Regions from separate parts of the Mus musculus genome. Here region 2 is linked to region 1. Evidence: chromatin loops called from intact Hi-C (ENCODE). Cell type or tissue: gastrocnemius. All regions are shown on one strand. Links, peaks and the distances in the headings refer to the core of each region. The heading gives the core; the rest is flanking DNA.

Evidence for each region. Hi-C counts contacts between places; a loop is a spot of excess contacts. Peaks named below come from ENCODE experiments on the same cell type or tissue, not always from the same donor. Only the 100,000 strongest peaks of a DNase experiment are listed, where the experiment ranks them.
Region 2: a loop joins it to region 1, with 2.0 times the contacts of the local background. A loop is called at or near these places in 17 of 42 quality-filtered maps.

What each region holds. Positions count from the first base shown.
Region 1 is chr2:26,927,074-26,934,964 of GRCm38, forward strand. Surf4 (surfeit gene 4) reads right to left here and starts at 6,438. Exons shown (of 6, transcript NM_011512.3): 1 at 6,202-6,438. The coding sequence starts at 6,249. Gm36591 (a long non-coding RNA gene) reads right to left here and starts at 6,195. Exons shown (of 2, transcript XR_374179.1): 1 at 3,484-6,195; 2 at 1,175-1,766. Stkld1 (serine/threonine kinase-like domain containing 1) reads left to right here and starts at 6,983. Exons shown (of 19, transcript NM_001379463.1): 1 at 6,983-7,039. The coding sequence starts at 7,025. In gastrocnemius, for the core only: a CTCF peak has its summit at 3,499 (motif pointing right); a DNase peak (open chromatin) is centred at 3,514; H3K4me3 peaks cover 1,852 bases; H3K27ac peaks cover 1,661 bases.
Region 2 is chr2:27,006,903-27,014,793 of GRCm38, forward strand. Adamts13 (a disintegrin-like and metallopeptidase (reprolysin type) with thrombospondin type 1 motif, 13) reads left to right here. Exons shown (of 29, transcript NM_001001322.2): 28 at 1,631-1,815; 29 at 2,354-2,723. The coding sequence ends at 2,545. Cacfd1 (calcium channel flower domain containing 1) reads left to right here and starts at 3,024. Exons shown (of 6, transcript NM_029862.4): 1 at 3,024-3,203; 2 at 7,191-7,263. The coding sequence starts at 3,086. In gastrocnemius, for the core only: a CTCF peak has its summit at 3,199; DNase peaks (open chromatin) are centred at 3,016 and 3,242; H3K4me3 peaks cover 2,020 bases; H3K27ac peaks cover 2,159 bases.

The sequences.
Region 1 (7,891 bases), core at 1,588-5,587:
CAGGGCAGACTGCAGGACTCAACACCTGCTTTAGATGCTCCCATCGTAAGTCTAGACACATGATGATCAACACTTAGTCCCAGAGACAAAGACAGCGTCACACACATCTGGCACAGGACCATAGGCAATGTCTAATACTATCTACCAGGTTTGTTCCACCCTCCAAAGCTATCAAAGGAGAAAAACCACAAGACACACAGTTCCCAAGACAAATGTGGGGCACACTAACAAGTGGGAGACACAGAAACCATCTGAAAGGCTCTCAGGATATCTCCAGTCTAGAAATTCTCACACCTCAGCCCCCTCCCATCCAGAGCCATCCTCAGCACTGGTGGAGAGCATCAGCAGAACACCCCTAACCCCTACCTTTGAGATGCCACAAGCAGCATTTCCAACTGTGGCAGAAAAATAAATCCCTCTATTTTTCTACCCTTTCCCACACCATCAAAATCTCTCTGGAAAGTTTAATGTCCTATGGGGTAACTGTGGTACAGACAAACAGCTGTGCTATGGGCTGGAAAGAAAGCACTGAGATGTTCTCACAGTCTGTATGATCTAAAGCAAGGTAAAAATATGAGAGATCAACAATGACTGCAGTGAAACTCAAGTGTGCCAATCGCCAGCAAAGGACAGTTCTGTACATCTACAGCTCCCTTCTGTCCCTGTGCAGATGGCAGTTGATGGTTTCATTAGACCGGCACACCCTACTGAAGCTAGGTGCAAATGACATGCAGGTGGACTCCATACTTTTCTCATACCACCCTTAAGAGCTGAGCAGCAAGGTGAAAGATATCATGGAGGCCTAGAAGAAAGAACAAAGAGCTGCCCATGGACTGACGTGTCAAGAAGAGTCTAAAGTGCAGAGTCTGACCCCACCAGGGCAGCGGGGAGAACATGAGCTGTGCAGGCCTTCCCAAGGCTGACTAAACCTCCTGTTGGACTAGGTGAGGATGTATGTAAGGGGTATACCCAAACTCTCAGCATGTTACAAGCTACTTCAAAACCCAAGCCACTGCTAAAACTACCATCTCAGCTGCAAAGCACCTGGGCATCCCACGGAGGGGTGTCCAGGCTTGGCTTGGTTGGCAATGCAGACAGGCTCAATCTGGGGCAGGGAACAGGAAGTCATAACACTGAAGCCCAAATCCTCAGACACAGCCCTGGTGTGTATCTGCATGTGCTTACTCAGCCCTACTGAAGAGATGGCACAAGCCACACTGACATCATCACAGAGACTAGCCAGCAGCTCTGAAGTCAGAGCACAGGCACTCAGGCCACACGTCTTCACCCTGTCCGTCCTTGTCTAACCCCAGCCAGCAATGGGCTCAAGGCATGGTGATCCAGTTACTTTTAGGGGTGGGAGAGGTTGCTACCCTCCAACAAGTAAAGACCATGCAATTACTGGCTGCTAAGAGTCCTTCCTAACTTGCAGAGTCAAAAAAATCTGTAATAAAAAAAGAAAACAAGAAAAAGGGGCATGATGACACAATGCTTGTGATGTCAGCTTCTTGGGAGGCTGAGGCAGGAAGTTCACTTGAACCTAATATTTCAAGACAATGTTTAGCAGCATAGAGACCCAATCTCACAATAAACACGAAAGGAAAAAAGAGTCCAAATATGCTTATGTTTTAGGGCCCTGGTAGAAAATACACATACAACAACATTCTGTTAGCTGGGGGAACAAGTGACACCACTCACCATCCCAGTTTCTACTTCATGGTCCTAATGTCCTAGAAATAGCCAGCAGTGACGTAATCACCAATAATCTATGAGAGTAAAGAACACCACCATGGATCTCAGAGCACTCCCAAGAAATGGCCCTCATATTGTCAAGTACCCAAACTAAGCAGTGCAGACCACAGGAGGGTGTGGACTGTCAAGCAGCCACAGACACTGGAGACGTTCTGACTTGCTTCCAAATGAGAACTGTTCCCAACACAATTACACTGGGGCTTCACCCACTGGATGAACAGACCTGCCCAGCCTTGCTGCAGTCTGCTCCTCCCTCAAGAACCTCACCATAGATGCTCAATTGCTACAAACACAACGTAGCACAATCCACTAGATGTAGTTAAAACATCCCGACAAGTCTGCTACTCTTAATTGGAGTGTCTGGGTCAAGAGGATTAAAGAGTAGAAAACAGTAATGGAGGGAGAGACAAGTCACACCTACCTCCCTCCCTTCCACACTAGCAAGGCTGCAAGACTGATGCAGTGCAGTATATGCTGCACTAAGCACATCTGCTGGGCTCTGCCTTCCAAAGACAAGAATCTATCAAGTGGGCACAGGGCACCAGTCAACAGCCTTTGATCGGCATCTCAACACAGGAAAAAAGGCAAGTTTAACAACAACGACAAATCCTTCACAAGCATCTTGGTCACAGCTCCTGGCTCACATCACGCCACTGCAAAGGGTTCCTACAGCCACATCCACTCTGTACTTGCAGGCCACTGCCCATGACCTGGCTCACGCTGGCCGTGAATACCAGAAATTCCATAACCTTGGTTCTCATTGCAGAGCCTGGAAAAACCAGTGGTGGATGCTACTGAGGAAAGCTTGTGGGAAAGTCAGTCAAGTCAAGCCATTGAAAAACAGGCTTCACAGCCGGGCGTGGTGGCACACACCTTTAATCCCAGCACTCAGGAGGCAGAGGCAGGCGGATTTCTAGTTCGAGGCCAGCCTGGTCTACAAAGTGAGTTCCAGGACAGCCAGGGCTATACAGAGAAACCCTGTCTCGAAAAGAAAAAAACAAAAACAAAAAACAAAAAAACAAAACAGGCTTCTCATGATAGGCAGTGAAGCATCCCGGTAGCATTAAGAAATGAGAAGAGGGGCTAAAGAAATGGCTCAGCAGTGAAGAGCTCAGAGGACCCAAGTTTGGTTCCCAGGACCCATATTTTAGCTCACAATCATCTGGAACTCCAATTCCTGGGATCTGATGCCCTCTTCTGGCATCTCTGGGCATCAGGTATGCAAGTGATACACATACAAACATGTGGGCAGAATGAGGAAGGCTCAAGTTTATCTCAAAGGGTTATCATCTCCAAGGTCTGAGGGGATTTAAGATATAATCCTATCTGTCCTGAGATAGCACCCATGAAACAAGTAAGGGTCACACAAGGAATGCTGCTACCAACATGCAGAGTAGAAAATACCAACCACCTCTTTGTGTTCAGGACAAAAATGGATCCATGGTAGCTTAGTCTAAGAAAATGGCAGGTTAGATTTTCTGACTGGTGGACCCTGTTCAAAGAACCACAGCTCAGGAATTGAGAGCAGCAACAGGCAGGCAGGGTCTGCTCAACACTGTGGTGGCTAATCTGACTCTAGAACCCTCAGCAAGTATGTATCAAACACCTTGGATAGGTCTCCAATGCATCATGGGTGTAAGACCTGCAAGACTACCCTTCCTTTTCTAAAACTCAAGTACTGAATAGAAGCCACAGTCTGTGAGGACTAGCCCTCATCGTACAGATACTAACCAGTCTCCAGTGTCTCTACCTCACTTTTCCAGAAGGGGGCACTGTCCAACCTCCAGTCAAGACTAGCAAGCAGAGAAGTGAGTCAGCTTCCCAATCCTTAAGGTAGAGGTACAAGATGACAAAGCACTGAAGAAGGGAAGGCTCAGGGCCCCAGGACAACAGGCCCTACCCAGGCCACATCAAGCCCACTCTGGCACTACTTCCACAAAGGCCTCATCACTCCTGGGTCTACTTCTGCCACTCTTCTTTTCTCTTGGTTTTTCCAAACAGTATTGTTCTGTGTGGCCTGGCTGTCCTGGAACGTACTCTAGACCAGGCTGGCCTTGAACTCAGAAATACACCTGCCTCGCAAGTGCTAAGAGTAAAGCCTTGCACCACCACTGCCAGTAGTTCTGCCAGGACAGCACACCAAAGTAAGGCCCCCTGCAGCCTTCCTGTCACCCTGGTAACAGCCATCAGGCAGAATCCATTAAGCCCTAATGTTCCTGGTTCCTGATGTGAATTCACTTGGAAGCTACTCTGCAATCTGTTTAGCTTGAATTAAGTAGCAGCCACAGGACATAGGCATGACTTTGAGTTCCTGGCTCTTTCCCACTTGGTTTCTGATGGCTTCGAAGGTCTACTTCCTGTATATCAGCACTTTCTTCAGAGCCTGGGTTCCTGGGAGCAAAAGGACCTCATCCTTGACTGCCCAAGGGCACGGAGCTTGATGCCAGGTCAGAGATGTAGCTCACTGGAACCTGCCAGCAGGATCCCAGCAGGATATATCCAACAGCACCAACATGGGGGGAATGCTGGATCTGAGTAACAAGCCCAGGACTGTGCAGATCATGACAAACTTCTCTGTAGCCCTGGGAAGATGGAGCCTTGATGGCCAGCCTCACAGGAAGGTAGGTGTCCAGTTAACAGCTCAGTGTTCTCATCAGCATCAGAAACACTTTTCCAGGTCTCATATGAGAAGCCCGACTTTCCAGGCAAATCTGATTTGCAAACTCAGTTCTACTTCTGTTTTCTAAAGACATGGATCTGTGATACTATCTGACAACACCTTAGAGTAACACTCCACTTTCCAACACATTAGATCCTTTCACTTAGAACGTTGGACTATCAGCACCTTCCTCATTGACAAATTTGTTTTCAAGGGTGCAGATGAATATCCAACACAAAAGCTCCCAGGACTGGTCACACTGAGGCCACTGGAAGGCTCCCTGATGCCTGACACTGGATCAGAAGAGCAGGAGTCACATCTCAGAAGCTCCTGTGGTATCCTCTGCTAACTTCCAGGTGGACTCTGAGGCTAATCCCTTAAGAAGGAACCTTCATTGGGAATTTTGGTTTTAAGCAGCAGGCCATCTACAGTACGGGCATCTTTCCACTGATGTGTAGCTGAAATCTAACTCCAGACCTGAGATGCCCTGGACACCAAGCAGTAGGAGACCCAGGGTTTCCTCCTGGGTGGTGGACACTGGCAAGTCCAGGAGCCCAAGCCAGTTACTTAGTGGGAGTGGCTACTGTATTCCCCACAAAAGCCTGTCCAGTCCCAAGATTTGGCTTCTTTCATTTAAATCAAAACAAAGTACATGGAGGACTTCATAAAAGATGAACTCTTTCTCCAGTTGAAATCTATCATTAGATAGTTGGCAGCTTCTTGGAGATAATTCATCTGATCTGGGTTGTGAAATCCACTTGCAAAATGGTGGGTTTTCCAGCTGAAGATCCTGAGGTGAGCCGCTCACAAACTTGGCTATGAAGCCATCTTCTTAGAGAGCTGCTACTCAGGAAGATAAAACTGGGTCACTGAGAATTATGTCAACGAAACCCATCACAAGAGGAAGACCTTGGTCCATACAATTTTAAAATTATGTATTTAATGCAAAATCGTGGCATTAGAAACTTTTCCAAAAGGGGTAGAAATGCCTTTAAAAAGATCAGCTCACAGGAAAATGGTTCAACAGAACTGAAGGTGAACATGGGGAGGTGACACCCCTCAAAAGGAGGGGTAGAGAAGCTCATTTGAAGATGGTCACACACACCCAACCTTCGAGTACTCTAGGCCAAAAAATGCCTCCTCGTATCACCGACAGCCACGAACACACTAAGTGAACCAAAACTGGCTGGCGGGTGGGCCCCGGCACCATTCAGCCTCCAGGGCTAGTTCAGGTTATATTATGACTTCGCAGATCTAACGGGACAATTTCAGAAGTCAAAGCCTCACACTCACACAACTCCCACCCCATCCGTCGAACTTAATTGTAAAAAGTGGTGCCACCTGCGCCTCTCTCCGGCTCTAACCCTGCCCAGCTAGTCGCTCGGGCCCAGACTCATCCCAGGCCTTCCCTGCGGTTCACAAGCCACCTGTACACTTGGGAAGGCGAGCCAAGGGGCAGGCTCCTCTCCTTCGGCAGCGTGGACCCAGATCGGGCAACCGGAGCAGAGTCCACGCAAAGAAGGAAGGGCCAGGACGGTCCTGGACAAGGGCGGAGGGGCCACGCAGCGGGGCGCACAGAGTACCCCCTTCCCCAGAGGTCCCCAAGGAGCCGCCGCGGTTCAGAGGGCAGAGGGCACAGAGCAGCACCGCGGGCCCCGGGAGCCTCCCTGGCCGCCACCCCCAACCCCCCGCCCAGCCTCCCCTCGGATTTCTCCGTAGAGCTAGGCAGGACGGCGAGGACGGGCGTCCGTGGGGCCGTGACGGCCAGCGGGCTGTGGGGCAGGCCGCACCTGGTCGGCGAAGTCCTCGGCCGTGCCCATCAGGTCGTTCTGTCCCATGGCGGCGGCGGAAGGCTCAGCTGGCAGGTCCTGGGCGCTCGCGCCTGCTGCGGCCTCCACAGGAAGTACCCGGCGGCCGGCCTCGCTGAGCCGCGGCTGCTCTAGCGGCTGCCACGTAGGCCAAGCCTTAAAGGGACCGCGCCTCCCGCCGCGCCCCGCCCCGCCTGCCGCGCGCCCTCACGCTCCAGGCCCCGCCCGCCACGCTCGAGGAGCCTGGCGCCGGCGCACCGCCCTTCACGAACAGGCCCCGCCTCCGCCGCGCGCCCTTCACAGGTAGACCCCGCCCCCACACCCCAGGCCCCGCCCCTCCAGCCCCTACGGACCACCCCTAGCCCTTCAGCCTCTAGAACCCGAAGCGCTGACCACTTTCCACCCTCACCAAGCAGCAGGTCCCGCCCACCGTGCTGGTAGACTTCCTGCCACCTGTGTCTCCCGCCCGTAGTACTTGCGGCCCCGCCTGCCGCGTCGTCAGTCTCTGCCCCGCCCTCCACCCTACCCAACACACCGGGGCCCTGCCCTTCGTCCGAAACACGGCTCCCTATTCTCTGTGGCTTCTTTAAGGGGCATAGTACGAGTATGCCATGTACGAGCCAAAGTGCTAAGCAGACACGCCCCGGGTTGAGGGTTATGGAAGGCAGGTGGAGGGGCTGAGGAGGTGGGGTGGGCACACGGAGCAGTCACTACCGAGCATGCTCAAACGAGGGTTCGACTACCGGCCTGGCTCGAGGGCTTTGCCCGGTAGTAGGACAGTGAGGCAGTGTCTCCACGAGATACCATGGAAAAATATCAGGTGCTGAGATGCCCCCACAACCAAGGTCCAGTGTCCTTGGGCAGCGGGACAGGTCCGAGGGCCACACAGCCAGGCCCAGCCTCCATCACAGGGTGACCCTATGATCCCCGCATGTTTCCTCCTCCGAGTTCTCCTCCTTTGAGTCCTCCCAGGGCCTCAGTTTCCCTCTAAAATGATGACCAACCCCCAAGTCTGACCACTGGTTGGAGAATGGTGCACGTGCCCTTCCCCTTCCCTCCATGTATGGGGTCTTTAAAGGCAGAACCTGAGTGGTTGTTTTTTTAATCGCTTTTTTCCTCACATGTCAGCCTCATTAATTGTTAGACTCGGCTTATAAAAGCTTCAGTTTCGCTCATTTTCTTTTCCTCTTTTCCAGTATTCTTTGAGAGAAGGCTTACATGCGTTAGCCAAGCAAATGCACTTCTGATGGCCAGAAATGTTTAGAGAAAAACAAAAAACAAACCACTGCTCACTACCTGGGCTGAGCTCCAACGGACACCCTGTATTCCCTGTATGCTAATTATCCTTCCCGTACTGCCTACATATCTTGTCCCCTACCCCACGCTGACAGTGGCCTCTGTACTCAGGCCTCAGCCACCTTCTACCTGACAGCACTGATCTTGTAGAGTTCTGGCTTACAGACCAGTTCTGAAGGTGTGGCTTCAAAGATGAGCTCTGGCTCAGACCCCAGTCCCACAGCCACAGGCAAGGACCTTGCTCCTAGGCCCCAGTATCTATCTCTCAAGTGAATTGTAGGCAGCACCAGTGCAGGTTACAGAGGATGGCTGGGAAGCACTTCCTTCAGTACTGTGCCCTAGACGAAGCTATGACTGCACCAGTTACACAAATCAC
Region 2 (7,891 bases), core at 1,434-5,433, 80 kb after region 1:
GCAATGTCTTCCACATGGTCAGAATGGAGTTCCTCTGTGGCCATGAACCAGATGGGTTGTAGATACGGTCCCTGTACTTGTCCCATTCCTCAGGCCACTCACTGCCTCATACCCTTGACCCTGGACCTCAGTTCTTTCAAGGTCCTCTCAGGCTTGTAAGCCGCTTTTCCTCAGCCTTCTTCTTGTGACTTGTATGTGTATGCTAGCACCCACAGGGAAGATGCTTACACTATATATTCCCCAGAGAGAGAACATCTCGTGGATTCCTGCTTGTCTTAGTCAGGGTTTCTATTCCTGCACAAACATCATGACCATGAAGCAAATTGGGGAGGAAAAGGTTTATTCAGCTTACACATCCACTTTGCTGTTGATCACCAAAGGATGTCAGGACTGGAACTCAAGCAGGTCAGAAAGCAGGAGCTGATGCAGAGGCCATGGAGGAATGTTCTTTACTGGCTTGCTTCCCCTGGCTTGCTCAGCCTGCTCTCTTATAGAACCCAAGACTACCAGCCCAGAGATGGCACCACCCACAAGGGGCCCTCCCACCTTGATCACTAATTAAGAAAATGCCTTGCAGCGGGATCTCATGGAGGCATTTCCCCAACTGAAGCTCCTTTCTCTGTGATAACTCCAGCTGTGTCAAGTTGACACAAAACCAGCCGTACACTGCTTTACCCAGAATCCAAACAGTATCAGCCCTCTTGATCACCTCAGGGTTTTGATGTAAAAACAAGATGATTGAAGATGTCTTACCTCGACAACTCCAGACATTTTTGCATGGCCCAGGTCTCACGTGAAAAACACTACAACTGGGGTGTTGCCTCTGCAAAGGAGAGGCTTCATGTTATCACCCTTTCCCCTGCCACCTCCAGCCATGAGCTGTGTTGGCAGCAAGGTCCCATCCGGGAGCCCACTGGCTTCCTCCTCCTTCCTTCTCACTTCTCACATGCAGACGATCTGCCTCGAAAGAGAGGCTTAGGTGCAGCGGGGTTCCCACTGATGACGTCACTGGACAGCACAGTCAAACTCAACTTCTTAGCCAGTTCAGCGTTTTAAGTACTGTGTAGCCCAGTTTATTGACTTCTCTTTTAAGGTGCCCAGCCCAAAGCATGCCACTGTTGCCTTCTCCCCACAGAGGGCACCAACACCTCTCAGTCCCTTTAAATATTAGGAATTACGATGTACATGTGTGGGCATGCACATGGCACGATGTGGGTGTGGCGGACAGAGGGCAACTCCACCACGGAGCCAATTTTCTTCTTTTATCTTTACACGGGTTCTTGGGATTGAACTCAGGCAATCAGGCTTGTGTGGCAAGAACCAAAAGCTTTTCCGCCCTCGTCGAAGTTAGGGTGTGTGTTTGTGGGGACGGGGCTGAGGGTCAGTGATAGAGGTTCTTTCCTGCCATGGGGATCCTAGGAATCAGACTTAAGTTGTCTGCCTTGTACAAAACACTTCTGCTGAGCCACCACTGCCTGCCCCTTTCAGATCACTGCCTGAAGCTAGTCTATTAGAAGTGGACAGAGTAAAGGCCCACCAGAGGGACGGGAGAGGCAGTCAGGGAACCCCCTGGTGTCAGTAGTCTCCCTGAGGTGGCCCTCACCCAGCCTATCATTGTTCTTGCCTGCAGAATGTGACAGGCAGCTCTTTGGACCTCGGGGTGAAATTGTGAGTCCCTCACTGAGCCCAGACGGGAGGAAGGCAGGGACCTGCAGGGTCTTCATCAGTGTGGCTCCACAGGCCCGCATTGCCATCCGCGCCCTGGCCAGTGATATGGGCACTGCTTCTGAGGGGACCAATGCCAACTATGTCTCGGTGAGGCCACGAGGATGGGGACAAAAAGGGGGTAATCTTTTGATACGATTCTGGAGAGCTGTCTCTAGGAAGGAGGGAGGGAGTGTTGGCATTAGGGAACACTTTTAGCTTATTTTTCATCCAAAACTTCAAAATTATTGGAAAGAATGGGAAGGAGGGTTTCTGCCACTCACTCACTCACCAGGGAATGCTTGTGGCTCTACCCACAAGAAGGAAGAGAGAAGGCCTTCCCTGGGAGTCCATTGCCTGTTGACCCAGCGTGGAAGCATCGTGTTTGTGTCTGGTGTTTTGTTTGTTTTCAGAAGAGCATAGGTAGGGTTGCGATTCAGTATGCTCTACAAGGCACCAGAGCACCTCAGACTTAGTCTTGAGCAGGATCCTAGCTCTTGTACCTGGTTGTGTGTTCTGGGGAGTTTCTTGGGTAGAACCGAGTGTCCCTCATGTGGGCTCCTTTAAGAAACAAAAATGACTCTGAGTAGCCAGGAGTTTATAAATAATGATCACTCATGGCCTGTTCTGGCTACTTGCTTCTCCACAGATCAGGGACATCCACAGTCTGAGGACCACAACATTTTGGGGGCAGCAGGTGCTCTACTGGGAGTCCGAAGGCAGCGAGGCTGAACTGGAGTTTAGCCCTGGCTTCCTGGAGGCACATGCCAGTCTCCAGGGCGAGTATTGGACCATCTCACCTAGGACATCGGAACAGGACGACAGCCTGGCTCTGTCCTAGGTTTCTCTCCAACAGCCGGGGAGTATGCAACTTTAGCCTCTTTAGAAGTTCTAATGCCTGCTAGCCTTAGGGAACCTCTTTTAGTGACCTTTTCCAGGTGCAGAAGGGCTGGGACTGGGAGGTGGAGATCAGAAAAACAGTCCCAGCCCCCAGTGGTTAATAAAGGATACAGGATACCAGACTGGAGTTTTCCTCCCATAACCTGCCGCCCATTACAAGCCTAGCTCGAAAGCTCATTCTACTGCAAGGCGGAGTTCCTTGGAGGTCTGAACAAGGCCTTTGCCACTTCTGGATGACGTCTTCCAATCTTGCAAAGAGGAAAGGCCAGACCGGATCCAGCGCACCTGCTGGGTGGCAAAGGGCGTCTGACAGTCTGTAAACACGCCCCTTATGCTATACTCCATTTCCTCCCGCCCTCCCCCCGCCCCCCGGCTATGGCCTGCGGGCCCGCCCCTATGCTAATCACCACCTCTCCCACAAGGCCGCGCGCGGGTGGACACGTCTCTTTGTGCGCGCCTGGGGCTGCGCGCAGCGTTTAGCATGAGCGGCTCGGGCGCCGCCGGAGCGGCCGCGGGCCCAGCCCCGCCGGCACAGGAAGAGGGCATGACTTGGTGGTACCGCTGGCTGTGCCGCCTGGCGGGAGTGCTAGGAGCGGTGTGTGAGTATCGGGTCCAGGGAGCGGGCGTCCCCGGGGTTGCCATGGCTCCCGGCCTCAGGCCTGCAGTCCACCGCCGGAACTCGATGGCTTACTGCCCAGTTGTTGCGGCCCTGATCAGAGGAAATGAGACTCACAGAGGACGCGCGTCTGCCCCTTCCCGGCCCTGCCTCGGCCTGGTGATGCTTACCTGGGCTGGGGTGGGACTGCCAAGTTCCCAGCCTTTGGACAAAACTTGTTCATAAATGGGGGGCAGCTCTCCACAGGCTGGGAAGTTTGCTTGGGGGTCAGATGGTGCCAGGAGAAGAGTGGCCCCTCAGGGTGGCTGGGCAGTGATCGGAGTTCTCCTCGGGTTCCTACTGTCCACACTCTCCTAATGCTTCTCGTCGGCCTAGTATCCTCCACACCAGCAAGCTTTCTCTGCTCTTGTAAAGAGGAAGGCAGGTCCGCCTCTTCAGTGCAGCTATGTTGCTGGCCTTCCAAACAGTGTGTTTGCTAAATCCTGGGTGTCCCTTTCATTGTGAATTCCTAGAAGTCCAGGTGAGTGCTGGGAAGGCCCGAGGATCCATTGCCTACCTGGTACCAGAGCAGGAACTGTGTGGGTAGGGGAAGACTCATCCGTTTTCCTGTCTGGAGGAATACCTTGGAGCCCCATCTGTCCAGACGATCTTGCTAGTCAGATGGATAGGGTAGAGTTAGGTATGTGCTGCCCTGGTAAGGCAGCTCTGGAAGAAGTCTGCTGAGGTTGATCAAATCCTCTTCAGTGCAGTTAGCTAGTTCAAGGTGGTATTAAGGGGTGAGGGACAAGGAAGGGCCTGACCATGACCTGTAGGCGGCTATCCTCCCTCCGTCATGGTGATTCAGTCAGTGACCAGGTGATTTCTAGATTAGATTGACTTTGGAAATCCCACCCAGTCCCATACTTCCTGTGGGTACCTGTGCTACTCCCGAAGGCCTCCCTAATCCTCCTGCCGAGCCAAGCTATCAGTGAAACCTTACTGGAGACCTGTGGCCGTAGCTTAAATTGTTCCCTGAACCTGATCATTGGGATCAGGGGGGTGGACATCAAGGTTTTGAATACTGGCATATCATAGGAGGGAAGGATATCGTGTATTTGCTTTAAAAACTCAATAGGGGTTTGGCAGGAGCTATGGCTTAGCCGGTCACTTTGACATAGGGCTATCCTCTCTTGGAATGGAGGATATTCTAAGGGGCTTATTATTTATTGGAGGGATTTATTCTGGTCCCAAAGACCTCTGTAGACAGAGGAAGAAAGGATTATAGGGACATCTCCTTTATATGGAAGACATGAGCATTATTAGCACCCCAAGTGAGTGGATGTATTTGAGTCCTTGGTTGTCAAAGGACTCCTGTTCGTCTGAGTTGCGACCTGGTCCTCCCAAAGGTGGCTCTGTAGGACAGCATGGTGGAGTAGCTCTGTAGATGGAATGCTGAGGACAGGAGTGCAGGCCTTTCAGGTGAGACCAGGCCTAGCTCCACACAGGCAGGGGGCCGACAGTCTTTCACTTCTGTGGCCCTGGAAGCTTTGCTGCGTGAATGAGTGCTGCGTTGAGTTCTTTATTAGAGGAGACTTTGTGACATAGAAGCTGTGCCACTCATTTGGTCCATTCTCCTGCATCAGTTCCCATTTGGATAATGTAACACAGGAAAGTGGAAAATGGTGGAATTCCAGGCCCAGTGGAGGGATCCGGTGACCCAGGCCTGCTGCAAGTTTAATAAGTTGGTGCTAATTGCAGCCTCAGAGGGCCAACACTCTGCCCTCCCTTAGCTTGTGTCCTGCCAGAATGGGCAGCTCTCAGCAATGTCCTCAGAGGCTCCCAGAGTTCCTGGTGAGGGACTTCTTGGTGAAGCCTGGGTGGCTGGGGCAGACTGTAACCTGAAGGTGCAGTCAGAGGGGAGGGGCCTCGCTGGGCTTCCACACTGGAGAAGAGCACACACACTGTCCCCTCTTGGTGTCCTGCTATTCAGGTATTGGGGCACAACCTGCTCATGTGTAGGAGAGAAAAATGAATTAGGAAAGCAACATGTTCAGGGTCACGTGGCTAATGTTTTAGATGGGATTGTCATTTGAATCTTCCCTGGTGTATCATAAGAGGCATCCCTGTCCTGACCCAAATTCAAGATGTGGCCAGACGTAGTGAAACATGCTTGGAAGTCCCCAGGAGGCTGAGAGAGAGAGAGCAAGATAGTTTGAGGTCAGCTTGAGCTATAGAGCAGGACTCTGCCTCAAAGGAAAACCAAACCAAACACCCTCACCAAGCAAGCATAAAGAACAACCCCAAATAAGTCGGAGTGGCCTTTACCAAGTTAGAAGACATTTTTGAGTAGTTTACCTGGTGGCTGCAGACTGATAGGCTAAGATTCCCACTGAAGTCGGAACAGGCCTGACTTTTTAATTTTTTAATTTTTATTTTTTAAAGATTTATTTATTTTATATATGTGAGTACACTGTCTTCAGGCACGCCAGAAGAGGGCATCAGAACCCATCATAGTGGTTGTGAGCCACCATGTGGTTGCTGGGAATTGAACTTAGGACCTCTGGAAGAGCAGTCAGTGCTCTTAAACCTCTGAGCCATCTCTCCAGCCCCCCAGGCCCTACTACTACTTCCTCTTCCTCTTCCTCCTCTTCCTCCTCTTCCTCCTCCTCCTCCTTCTTCTTCTCTCCTTCTTCTTTGAAAAGATATCTCTCTTTATTCAGTTGAGATTGGATACATATTAGTGTATTCAGACTCATTAATGGGCATACAAGAGCTGAAAAACCTGGAAGCCATACTATATCATGGATTTTTTTTTTAAATGTTACAAAAGTCAAAGGATTGGCATATATTCTCAGAAAAAAAAAGGAGTTGACATACTTTTGTGAAAATCAGACTATATATAACGTGTTGTTTTTTGTTTTGTTTTAGTAGACGAAGCTTTAGTAGACTTCTCATTTTATAAGTAACACTAGTCAGCACAGCCCAGCCCAGCAGCAACCAGTGAGAGCCAGGCTTGAGGGCTCAGAACAGTCTACCTACACCAGAGTAGACCAGTTAGAACTCTAGTCTCATCTGGTGGTCTCAATATGAGAGGAAAAAAGACAAAAAACAAAAGAACAAAAAACTATGGAGCTAACAGAAGAAAATCAAAGTTTCTTAAACTAGGTTAGAAATCCGAAAGTATCAAGCCTGAGATTCTCCACCAAAGCCCATCCCACTCTGGAAGCTCTTTTCTATTTTCCCTTAAAAACAAAACAAAATTTCCTAACAAAAGCCAGCTGTCTACATTAAAATTAAGAATGTCTGTTTGGTGAAAACCCCCTAGATACACAAAGTGCTATTTTGAGGGGTTTTGCAGTGGCCAGAACACAAGCAACTCCTCAAGGAAAAGAGACGCACGCAAGAGGAAGCCACCTCCCGAGAAAACAGCCGCTGACAAAGAAAAACCAGAAGGTGGCCGTGCATAAGAAATGGTCTTCAGATAAAGGGATATTAAGATATGTGGTGCTTTATATACATTGACTACCAAAATCAGGATTTACAGCGACAGATGCTGGTAAAGATAAGGAAAGAGAAGCCCCAAGAAAGGCCAGTTTGCGTTCTAAAGAAAACTATGGAGAAACCAGGAAAATGAGCCTGTATAACCCACAGTCCCAGCCTGGACAGGTACACCAAAGAATGACCCACCCCGGCCCAGAGGGGACACATTAAAGATGTTCGCTGTCAGGCCTGACTTCTTGAGAGGGTTTGATAATAACCTGGAACCAAGGGGCAGCTCATCAGAGCCTTAAGCCTTTATATCCTCCAGGTATGAAAGTAGCTAGACTTGAGCTCAAACGTAAACTTACTACTCTCTGCTGTCTCAGGTGATGGTGGTTGCTGAGGGAAGCCCTAGTGCTGAGCGTCTAAAGGGAGCCTCATGTGTTCTCAGTGCCTTCTGCACACTCTGCCATACTCTGCTAACCCCTGCCCATTGTCTCTTGTTTTGAAGCCTGTGCCATCTCTGGACTCTTCAACTGCGTCACTATCCACCCTCTGAACATCGCAGCTGGCGTGTGGATGATGTGAGTAGCTGTGAATGTCCTGCCTGGGTGGGGTTTGAGACATGTGGTGCAGGTCTCATCCCCCTTCCCGCTCCTAGGTTTCCTGACAGCCGCTTAAGTCTTTATTGGGGACAGTGTCACAGATACAGTTGCAGCCTCTACCCAGCCAGACACTGTAGACTCCTTGGGAGCTTCAGGGCCATGGTGTGTAAGGTCAGAATCCAGGGTCTGTGACAAAGAGAGGAGGGTGGTCAGCTGTGAGGCCATTAGCAGGGCTAGAGTTGTGGGGGGAGGGGTCAGACGCAGGTGGACCTGGTGGCTACAGCATCCACAGGGAGTTCCTTTTCATGCTCTTCCTGGGCAGCCAGATCCTGGGGAAAGGGATGCCAGAGTGAGGGCTGCTTGAGGTGCATGGAAAGCACTGTACATTAGCACTGTATAAACAGTCATCTTGGGCAAGGTATAGGTAGGTCTTGCCTTGGGCATCATGAGGGTCAGGATGACTTGGATCTTAGGGTGATGTGTACAGAGGCTTATGCTGGCCCAGGCAGCAAGGATGGGGACTATAGAGGTTATATACACATTGGTGGAAAGTGAGCTGGCATCTGGAAGACTGGTGATGGGTGGTGGGGAGATGGGCAGTGGTCAA